Linked DNA regions of Mus musculus: region 2 is linked to region 1. A link is a contact called in ENCODE Hi-C or POLR2A ChIA-PET data. All regions are on one chromosome and are shown on one strand. Each heading gives the region's core, a stretch centred on a gene start or an enhancer-like site at or near the end of the contact. The rest is flanking DNA. Distances are from core to core; before and after follow the strand shown. Region 1 holds the start of Sestd1 (SEC14 and spectrin domains 1). Region 2 has its middle 7.2 kb from the start of Gm35317.

Region 1 (5,558 bases), core at 929-3,428:
AAAACAGGTGATGTTTCTACCAATATCATTATCTACCATCTGAGTTCATAGAGACACACAGTTCAGTTCCACAGAGCCGGCAGCGGGACCTTAAAGAGAAAATGCTACTGTAGAGTGAGGAATGGCCCTTGAGGCTCAAGCAAGTGATAGATACGTGTTTTGCAAGGATATGACTCTCTCTCTCTCTCTCTCTCTCTCTCTCTCTCTCTCTCTCTCTCTCTCTCTCTCTCTCTCGTACATGTCTCATACACACACACACACACACACACACACACACGTACACACACAATTCTACAAATGCTTACATGGAACTCTGGCTGTGGGGCCTACTCAGCTGAAAAGATGGAGCTGAGTTCCCTCTGTCAGCTCCTGGGAGGCGCAACACCCTCATTTCTGTGAATCCATACTCCAGTGTTTTTCATTTGTTTTGTTAGTTCCTCTTGATTCTTATCAGGTGACTGAGTGACACTCCGAGGGACCCATGGGTAAGTAGAAAGTACACACAAAAGTCAGATGGTGTTGAAAATTACTGGAGAGGATCCTTAGGCATGCACTTGTGTTATTTGGATAAGCGAAGAATGTGAGCGGAGAAAACACGGGTTTTAACATGATAAGCAGAGAATCCCACGGGGCAGAGGGAGGAAAAATCACAGTAGGGTGTCAAGTTTGTTGTAGATCCTCCTCTTTGAAGACAGACACTTTTTGTTGGATAGATAACGACCTAATCTCAACAGTTAAAGAGAACTTTCCTTGTGTTGAGCACTGTACTATGCCCTGGGGAACCCAAAATGAGCAAGGTCAAATCTCTGTTCTTTTAAGGATCACACGGTCCAGGAAGAAAAGACCACCAAAGAAAGAAAGTAGTAAAGATAATCACAGGAACTCAAAGGTTCTATGAAAGTAGAGAGGACAGAGTGTCTAGTTTATGGTGTGTGGGATGAGGCTGGCCTGTGAGCCAGTACTAGGAAGAAGTCATGAGCTGTCTTTGGGGATGGTAGGAGTTCATCTGGCTATGCAAGGGATGGATTTCAAGTGGGAGGAGCTATGGAAGCATAGCCTCAGAGCCTGTGGAATCTGTGTGGTGTGTGGATGTGGCAGAAGATAGAACAGCAGGTGAAGAGGTTGTGGAGTCTACTGCGGATTCTAGTCTACATACACAACCTATGAGGGTTTTTAGATACAGAAGAGGCACGCTGGGCTTCGATTGGGGGCCGGGGGAGGGTTGGCAGTTACATGGAACTCAAGCAGAAGTGAATCTAGAAAGCCATGGCTCTCAAGAGTGGCTAACAGTAGGATTTCTTTGACCAAGTAGTAGCAATAGACACAGATTTGTCACCCAGAATTAACAGGAAGAAATTGCTCTTCTATTTTCAGCCAAGCAGCTTAAACAGAGAAAGTTGGGTGCTTATTTGGAATGGAGAGAGATTGTTAACGAAACTGGGTTATACTGGGGTGGCCTTGTGCATCCTATGGAAGACCAGGCATAGCGACCATGTGGCCATTGTGGTTTTGTGCGGATGACTCTTTTGAACTGAATTCAGGAAATGACCTAAAAGTGACTTGTGCAATAAAATAATAAAAGAGGATACTGAGGTAGTCATCGTCAGAAAGCCCCGTTTGTGAATTTTGGATCATCCAATAGAAAGATCCCCAGAGTCAAACAAAAGTCTGGAATCCCAACCAGCTTTTGCCCCTCCAGTTTCCAACCCTGTGTGCATGGTACCACAGGCATCCCAGCACACAGGGGTTTCTACACTAGGGGAGACCTTAGAGACTATGGAAGTGGGAGATGGGTGAAGCAGGAGAAAACAAATAAAAGAGTGTTAGGACCACTCCAGCCACACTTCCTGACCCCCGGCCCGGGTAGCTTCCACCACCCACGCGGTCAAGCTCTACGGGGTGGGGACCACAGGACGTCAATCCCAAGTGCCCCGCCCCCTTCCGCGCCGGGCGGGGTCTCCGCGCGGCCGCCACGGGCGCACGCGAGGTCGCGCGGACAGGGCCAGGCCGCGGGTGCCGGGAGGTGGCCGGGCCACCCGCGCCGCCGCCCCCCAGCCTGACGCACGGAGGGCCGGGCAGCGATTTGCCGCGGGCCCGCCGCCCGGGCCGCTCCGCCCCCGGCCCGCCTCCCTCCCGCCTCGCCCAGCTCTCCGCCCGCCGCGCCGGCGTCCCCGCGTCGTCCCCAACGCCCGCCAGCCCGGCCCGCGCCAGCCAGGTGAGTGCGGCCGCGCGGGGCGGGGGGCGCAGGCCGCGCGGGACAGGGACGCGCGTGGCGCGGGCGGGAGGGCGGCGGCGGTTCCCCCACCCTGCTACGCCGCCGGCTGGTCCGCGCCCGCCGCAGACAAAGCGCCCGAGGTGCGAGCCCCGCGGGCCCTCCCCGCTCCCGCCGCCTCGGCCTCGGCCCGCACCCGTTGCGCCCGCGCCCTGGCGGGGTCCCTGGGCCCCGAATCCAGCAACAGGTTTGAGTGTCAGCCTGGATTCATGGGGTTCCACTCCCTCCCCGCGTGCGAGCATCCCAGGCAAGCCCCCGCGCCCCCGCATCCCGGCCCGCTCCTTTGTGTGTGCCGGTAGCTGCCGGTGCGGGACGCGGGCTGCAGGGCCGGAGCTCCGGGGTTGCCGTAGGGCTCGGCTTCTCCGGGGCCTGCGGGCGGGTCACAGCCCTCCAGTCACAGAGGGCCACAAAGGGAGGCCGGAGATACTTGGCCAGGGTGCGGGGACCTGAGATATCTAGTGTCCCTTAGAAAGAAGGACAGTCTCAGTATGCCCGGCTCTGGAGGGGATGGTGGGATTCACCCTGTCTGTGGCTGGGCATACAGACACTGACGACCCCTTGACTCTCCAGGCTTTGACACCTTCTCACACATGGCCCTCACCCAGAGAAGTTGGGAATTCTGCTGTGGGAATAACTAGACAGCTGCTGTTTGACAGGTCCTAGCTGTCTTTAGGTTTTGTCTGTATCCAGCATAACCCACCATGCCTGCCAGCAGTTTGACAATCTCTCACATTAACATTGTCATTCAGGGTACCCACCCCCCATGTTGGAAAATCCCTGTGGTTTTCTTTGGTTGAATCAATTTTATTTTATTTTTTTTAGGGGGGTGGATTTACCCCTATCAAGGAAGAAATCACAATAAAGAACAGTTATCTTTGTTTACAAACCTTGGGACTTGTCACACCTAGCTGGTTTCATTGGTATGCTATTTTAGTATAACAATACTAAATAGAAGGAAAATATCTTCCCTTTGCTTTAGGCAATAAAATACTTTCTTTGTTCTAGAACCAGGAAGCCTTTATACATAATACTTTTTTGTGGACAGAACTTGGTGGCTGCCTTTACCCTGTAACAATGACGACAACAAAACTCCAAAGGAATTACTAAGCATTTGCACATCTCTATTGATTGTTTTTATATCCCCAATTCCAGGAAATCATTTTGCTAAATATGTATTCAGACATCCCAGATCAATTTAACCTTAAACATTGGCCCTACTCTATGCTTTTAAAGTTTACCTGCATTTTAACCACTGTGAATGAGCCTTGGTCCATGGAAGAGATTAGGATGCAGTGATGGAAGCAGATTGCAGAACATACAAGGACAGAAAGAAGGGTCTACCTGGGTTTCAGTTGATTGACAGGTGCCTAAAGGTATTATAAACAGGCACTCTCACTAATGTAGTGGAGAAAAAAATCCCATTTTGATGTATGTATATGTATACACATATGTATTCTATAAGAATTCCCTTAGAACAAACACAGTTAATTTTGTTTTTTTTTTTTTTTTTTAAGGAACAAGATAATAGCAGATTTGTACAGTTTCTTTGGAATAAGTTCACTTTATTAAAAACACCATTCATGTGTAGTCTTTTATTTCCAAAAGCTTTTTTTTTTTTTTTTTTTTAGCTTTGGAAAGCAAACACAGTAATATCTTGGGGGGTGGGGTAGGAGTAGGCCGTTTACTAGTGTGCTGGTTAGTTTTGTTAACCGGACTTACCTGGGAAGAGGGACTCTTATTTAAGGAATTGTCTCTATCAAATGGTCGTACTGTATGTCTGTGGGGGCATTTTCTTGACCAATGATACGTATGGGAGGGCCCAGGCCACTGGGGGCTGATGTTGTTTCTGGGCTGGTGGTCTTGGCTTACTTAAGACAGCAAACAGAGCAAGCCATGGAAGCAAGCAGCTTCTGCTTCCGTTCCTGCCTCAAGTTCCTGCCCTGGTTACCCTGCTGGAAGGGAATTGCTGGTGGATTAGACCTTGTGAAGTGACATAAATCCTTTTCTCCCCGAGTTGGTCAGTGTTGTATTACAGTAGTAGAGGCCTATAGAATAGAAAAACAGGGTATTTCGAATAAAAGGAGAAAAAACTTAGATTCCTATAGTAGGCTTGTTTGGGATCTATCTCATGCCATAGAAGTCACTCTTACAGTGGAGGATTTTGTAGTTTTGTATTTTCATGAGATTATGTAAACATCACAGCCAAATCTAGGCAAGCACAACTGCTCCTTGTCTCTGTGGATTTATTTGTCTTTTTTGGGCATGCCCTATGTGGCCTTTAATTCCTTAACTTGTCATCAGTGTTCATCTATATTATAGTCTGCCATTTTCATAACAGAATAATATTCCACTGTATGGATATACCAAAATCTGTTAATTCAGCAGATGTGCGTTTGGGTTATTTTACATCAACTGTTGTGTAATGCTGTGGTATATACTCATCTTCAGATATTTTATGTATATATTTTCATTTCTCTTGGGACTCTACCTCTGTGTGGAATTCCCGGTCACATGGTGAAGACTGCGTTTTGAGGGACCATTAAACTGTTTCCCGTAGCTGCCGTACACTGGCATTCTCACCACTAATGTGTGAAGGTTCTGTTTTCTTCAGTTAATTTATTTTTGATGTGGTATTGGTGTTGATGCTCAGAATCTTACACATGCAGGCATTTTACCAGCTGAGCCACACCCCTGACCCGAGGGTTCCTCTTTTCCATAGTTTTACTGCTAATGTTTGTTTTATTTGATGAGCCCTGCCAGTCCTAATGGCTGTCAAGTGATGTGGTTTTTATTTGCATTTCACCTTATGTTTCTATTAGTATTTGCATGTTTTCTTTGAAGAATGTTTATAGTTTATGCCCGTGTGGGTATTTTCATATTTAATCTCTAAATTGCTCTAGCAGGTAGGTAGACTTTACGAGGTTTACTGGCAGGTGCCGAAAGAGTCTATGATTTGCTTGTTTTTAAACTTTACTCTTAGAGACAGAGTCTGCCTTTTGACTTGACTTCTTCCTGCATTCTTCTGCTCGATGAGGCATGCAGATGTTTCATTTTGCTTGGTTAATGAATGGCAAGATTGGGGGAAAACTTGAACCAGATTTAAGGGAGCAAGTGTATGAGCTTACTGCTTTGTTACCAGACTTTGTTATGTTCCTAAAGATAAATTGTTTCTCCCATCCTGATGGAGGAAAGTCATGGTGACCTTATGTTAGATGAGGAAACAGAGTATCTAGTTCTTCATGCCTATTTGATCCTATAGCCCTTGTTCATTCTTTCTGACAGTCAG
Region 2 (5,247 bases), core at 845-3,344, 37 kb before region 1:
AAAAATACAAAAAGGCTAGGTTACTATACGTCCTCCAAATAATCCTTTGACTACTGTGGTGGTTTGAATATGTTTGGCCCAGGGAGTGGCACTATTAGGAGGTATGGCCTATTTGAAGTGGGTGTGGCCTATTTGGAGTAGGTGTGGTCTTACTGGGTATATATATATATATATACCCAGTAAGACCAGATGATGTAATAACAGCTGACTATGAAAGGAAATCCCAGAATCCAGTAGTTGCTCAGTCTACAAGGCTTGATGTCTCAGCTGGTATTCAGTATCTGCTCAGATCCCAAGGAAGAAGGCTCTAATGCCAGTGAAGGAGTGGACTTGCCAGTGAGAGTGAAGGCAAAGAGCAAAGGCTTCCTTCTCCCGTGTATGCAGGCTTCCAGCAGAAGGTGTCCTTCAGATTAGATCTGAGCTAAAGATCCACATTAAAAGTGTGTCTTCCTACCTCAAAGGTCTAGATCCAAAGTAGATCTTCCCACTTCAAATTAAGCAGAAATCCCTTGCAGGAATGCTCTCTATTTTATGGTTTTAGTTAATTCCAAATGTAGTCAAATTGACAACCAAGAATAGCCATCACAGTACACAAACAAGATAAGTACACAATAAGAAAACTATAAACCCATTTTCCTGTTGAACAAAGATGTAAAAACGCAGTAGTAGAGCACATAAACAGACCTCCAGTCCTTGTGTTTGCAAGGCCAATGCTTTACACACTGACCCATCTCCTCAGCCCTCTCTTGGTTTTATTATATAGTTGTAAAAGGTTGGCAAACAATAACTTTTGCTTGCCATCAAGATTTCTCCTTTTTGTGGTGATAAGGCTCAGATTGTGAGCTGCATAAAAGATTGCATGATAGGAGACGGAGAGTCTGACATTCCTAGCTTCCATTGCAGCTACAAGTGGCTGCTTAGCTGGTTTCAGTTCAAAGGAATCCAAGCTGAAGGGTCATGTGTCATCTCTGGGAATCAGTCCTCAGATGCAACACGTGCATACTTGCCGTTGCCCTTCACCTCTGTTTATCCTCATGCCTGAAGCCCAAAACGGTTTCTGGAGTCATCTCTGAGATTGAGTCCCTTCAGAATTCAACACTGAAGCACACTGTCTGCTTTGTTACTGTTCCAGCCCTGAACGGCCAAAAGGACTTATGCTTAACAGAGAAATAAGCTTCTATTTACACTGTTATTTAAACACTGTTATTTAGAAGTTTTTTTTCACACATATTTAAACTTAATCTTAAGTATATAGGCTTATGAATTTTGCTATAGTTCAGCCTTTTCACTTAGCACAATATCATCTTTTATCACTAGGTAATCATTGTAGCCATAATTTTTAATGACTGCTTACAACTTCATCTCATAAATATGTAACAATGTATATAAACAACTTATAATCATTTGATGTTTTACTTAAACTTGATTCATTTATTTAGTTCTAAAAGCACTCTGTATTCAATGTACCCATTACTACTTGAAAAGGTATATCAAGATGATTATTTTTTTTTTGTCTATCTATATGTTCGATGATACCATTCAATGATCTTTGTATCTCTCTCTCTCATTTTTTTATTTCTTTCTTTTACTGACTTTAACCTGTTTAAAGTTCTTATAGAATTGACTTATGAGTTACACACTGTATTCAATTAACTTACGTATTATTATGCCAGTACTCAATTTATTTTACTTATGATACCCATGAAATGACCTGAGGGCAAATATATTAAAATATTTATAACTCTATTTTTAAACTCTGACCAGTCTATTTTATTCATGTATTTTACAGCTGCAGATTTCTTTGTAGAGTGAGTCTGTCTTTGAAAAGCAATGCCCCAAACAGCGATGCGTTGCTTTCTGTCTAACTGGTATTTATGTCAAAGCCCCATCAAATCCATTGTTTCATTTGAATCCTGAATTGTACTATTATGACATCATTCAGATTAGCCACATTCAGCTTCTCAGCCTCCTCAGATTGAAAACCAGAGGATTTTCAAAATGAACTTGACTTTGCTTCACTGAAATTGTTCTGCAATGCTCCTGAGGAGACAGCTGTCAACTCCGTTGGCTACAGCCCCAGTGCTGGCTTGCGCTTACAGACAGGGTTCTGCAGTCAGGTCAGAGCCGTTAGCCTCATGCTAACTATGGTTGCAGCTGTCTTTGGTCATGCTGAGCATGGTCCAGCACCGTCATCTATCAGAGCACTGTGCTGTGCCTGCCTTAAAAGCAGATCCCTGTAAAGTAGGACAAGTAACTGAAGCTTTGTAATCGTTCAGTATGGGGCCTCAACTCTCATCTTAACTCGATGGGATGTGCTTGGGAGAGGCGAGAAGTGCTTGTAGGAACAATAAATCATGAGAGAGGCATTCTACAGAGTTTATTTTAGCTTTTGCTCCTGACAAGAGAGTGGCATGCCACACTCAGAGTTCAACGGGTCCTCCGAGCAGAAGTTCTTCTGTCCTTCAAAAGATTTCTCTACTAGTGAGGTACGATTCAAGTGTGACTGGACAAAAAATGTAAGCAATTTCTAAGATAATGATTTTTTTTCAGGGAAGCTTAAGTGGCCACTAGACCAGATGGAGGTTTTCTATAACTAAGCCGTATCTGTAGAAATGTGCTGTATAATGTTATAAAGAGGATTTAAAATGGAAATCTTCTAAGGTTAGGTATATAGATAGCCTTTATAAATCTCATATGAGTCAACTTTTATATCAAGGCAGTGTAAGACAGGAAAGGGAGCTAGGAGAGACAGTGGCAGGATTGGAAAGACTGTCATCGAGGACGTCTGCGAGACAGTCCTAACTTAGGTCAGGCTACCTGTACAAGAGATTTCATGGAGACAACAGTTAAACCACACAGCAGAGAGGTCATTCAAAATGACTTTCCCAGTTTGGTGCCATCGGAACACACTGCCACAAACACGAACACATGTGCAGGGGAGCACACTTTCCATGCTTCTTGGTTAGGAAAATGCCAGTAAGTGCATTTCCACACAGCGGGGCTTCTCTGAGCCTTCAGGAGAGCAAATACATTGGTTGTCTCCAAGAAAGGCTCTAGACTGCAGCAATTTCTCAAATGTATTTGGCACCTAGTGGGGGATTCTATTTCTATCTCCTAGAATATGGAATATGGAACATAGACTATATATAATACAATATAGAATAGAGAAGAATAGAGAATATAGAACATAGAATATAGAATATATATATGATTTAGAAGAAAATAGAATATGGAATTGGAATGTAGAATGTGGAACACAGAATGTGGAATGTAGACTATAGAATGTGGAATATAAAATATAGAACTTAGAATCTAGGAGAGCTCAGAAGAAGTGCATGTTATTTTGCCTTTGAGGGTGGCACAGAATGTGTGCCAGGAGGGTGAAGGAATTCTTCCTTCTCTATAGTACTTCAGGCAAGAAGTTTAGGTCTGAACTGCAGTGCCTACATGAGATATTATCTCCTTGTGAGAAACTGCAATAGCCTTTTTTTTTTTTTTTTTTTTTTTTTAGATTTATTTATTCATTATATGTAAGTACACTGTAGCTGTCTTCAGAGACTCCAGATGAGGGCATCAGATCTCATTACAGATGGTTGTGAGCCACCATGTGGTTGCTGGGAATTGAACTCAGGACCTTCAGAAGAACAGTCAGCACCCTTAACCACTGAGCCATCTCGCCAGCCCTGCAATAGCCTTTTAACATCCAAAGAGAAAAACTCATCTGGAATCAGGGGGAAAGAACTAAGAATTCCATTACAAAGTTGCTAATTCACTCCGTTTGTAAAACCGTAGCATTTTAAACCTGAGAAAGATCTGAAAAGAACCCCACTTTAGCCAATTCTCGGACTTTACAATGAGAAAATTGAGTGGTTTGCCCAAGGTCATCCAATTAGTGGGAAGTCTAACGAAAGGCAAGACCTAGTTGTGATAACAGTCCTATCATGTTCTCATAAACCCTGCACAGCAGGCCACTTAGGGTTTTTTTTTTTTAAGCACATAAAAGGAAAACATGAAAGGTCTTCCTTTGCTAACCCTTCACCAAGCTCTCCTCTCAGAGATGACAGCTTCTGTTGCTTTTCCCTTTGGGAGTAAACGTGCACTATCCAACTAAGTTCCACGCTCGACTACTTCCCTATCAACCTTAGTCAGGACTCAGTAATCACTGACCATGTGCTGGCCTTGCACAATCTGAGTCTGCCTTCAAAGTGCTCAGTTGGTGAAGGACATAGCAGAGTCTGTGACAGGTGCCATGTCATAAGCTTAAGGAACTCAAGGTACCCCATGGCTTGAATTGTGAGAAATCAGGAGGTGAGGGGCTGTGTTTTCTAGGAGGTATAAAACCTTTAATGAGAGACTTTCAAAATGAAGTTCATTTTTATTTTTGTATATGTGTCTATGTGAGTGTATACCACTGTGTTTCCCCTTCAGAGAAGAAGAGGGGGCCGATTCCCTGGAACTAGTTACTGGTGATTGTGAGCAGCCCACGGATGCTGAAAAACAAACTCATGTCCTCTGGAAGAGCAGCGAGTGCATCTAACCACTGAGCTATCTCTCTAGACCCTTAAATAAAAATCTAAAACTCAAGGGGTAAAGCAGACAGATAACATTACGTGGTTGTGAAAACAGCAAGCAGAAGCACAGTGCAACGAAGTGTGGTAGAGAGCAAGGCAGGGAAACAGGTTTAAGAATACAGAGGCATCACTTCAGTATACCTCCATGAAGATATGGGGCCCACACAGTTACAAAAGCTCAAACTGGAAGTGACGTGGTGATGGGATTAGAACGAAAGAAGAGAGGCTATAGAGATGGTTCCAAAGTGTTGGATTAATTGTTAACGGTACTCAAACTGCCCCTCCGCTGGCAGCACACGTTCCTCCACCGCCACCCGCCAAAATGCTCTGAATTCTCAAATGAAAGACATACACATGCAGCCTTATTTTTAGTATCTCCTAAGCAGCTCAATGACTGGGCCACTCCCAAACTTCCACGTTGTTAATGCCTCCCCTCCAATACTCTTGAATTATTACTTACTAAAATCTATATTCCATCTTTGCTACCCCAGACCCAATCTGGGGAGGGGACCCTGGGGCTGCTCTTCCTGAGCTCTTACATGGCTCTATGCTTTCTCTTATCAGCTCTCAAACCACGTCCTCCTGCTTTCCCTGGCAGGGCAAGATGGCGATTCTCCTTCCCGAGATTCCCTTGCCCGGAACATCTAAAGTCCCGCCTCTGTCTCTCTGTCATTGG

The links. A loop is a pair of places that touch in the nucleus more often than their neighbours do. ChIA-PET counts read pairs that join two places held with the same protein, here RNA polymerase II (POLR2A).
Region 2: a map of left cerebral cortex shows a loop between it and region 1 (2.9-fold over the local background). The contact joins the enhancer-like site here to the promoter of Sestd1 in region 1. A Hi-C loop is called at or near these places in 4 of 37 maps with a recorded cell type or tissue (T-helper 1 cell and left cerebral cortex). POLR2A ChIA-PET finds 5 or more read pairs at or near these places in 2 of 5 experiments (both embryonic stem cell).

The regions. Positions count from the first base shown.
Region 1 is chr2:77,277,212-77,282,769 of GRCm38, reverse strand. Sestd1 (SEC14 and spectrin domains 1) reads left to right here and starts at 2,178. Exons shown (of 18, transcript NM_175465.6): 1 at 2,178-2,215.
Region 2 is chr2:77,314,060-77,319,306 of GRCm38, reverse strand. No RefSeq gene overlaps it. Among named protein-coding and RNA genes, the nearest start is that of Gm35317, 7.2 kb to the left of the region's middle. Within about 2 kb of position 2,094, at least 2 of the 3 ENCODE cell types and tissues checked have a DNase peak (open chromatin) inside an H3K27ac peak, as active enhancers do.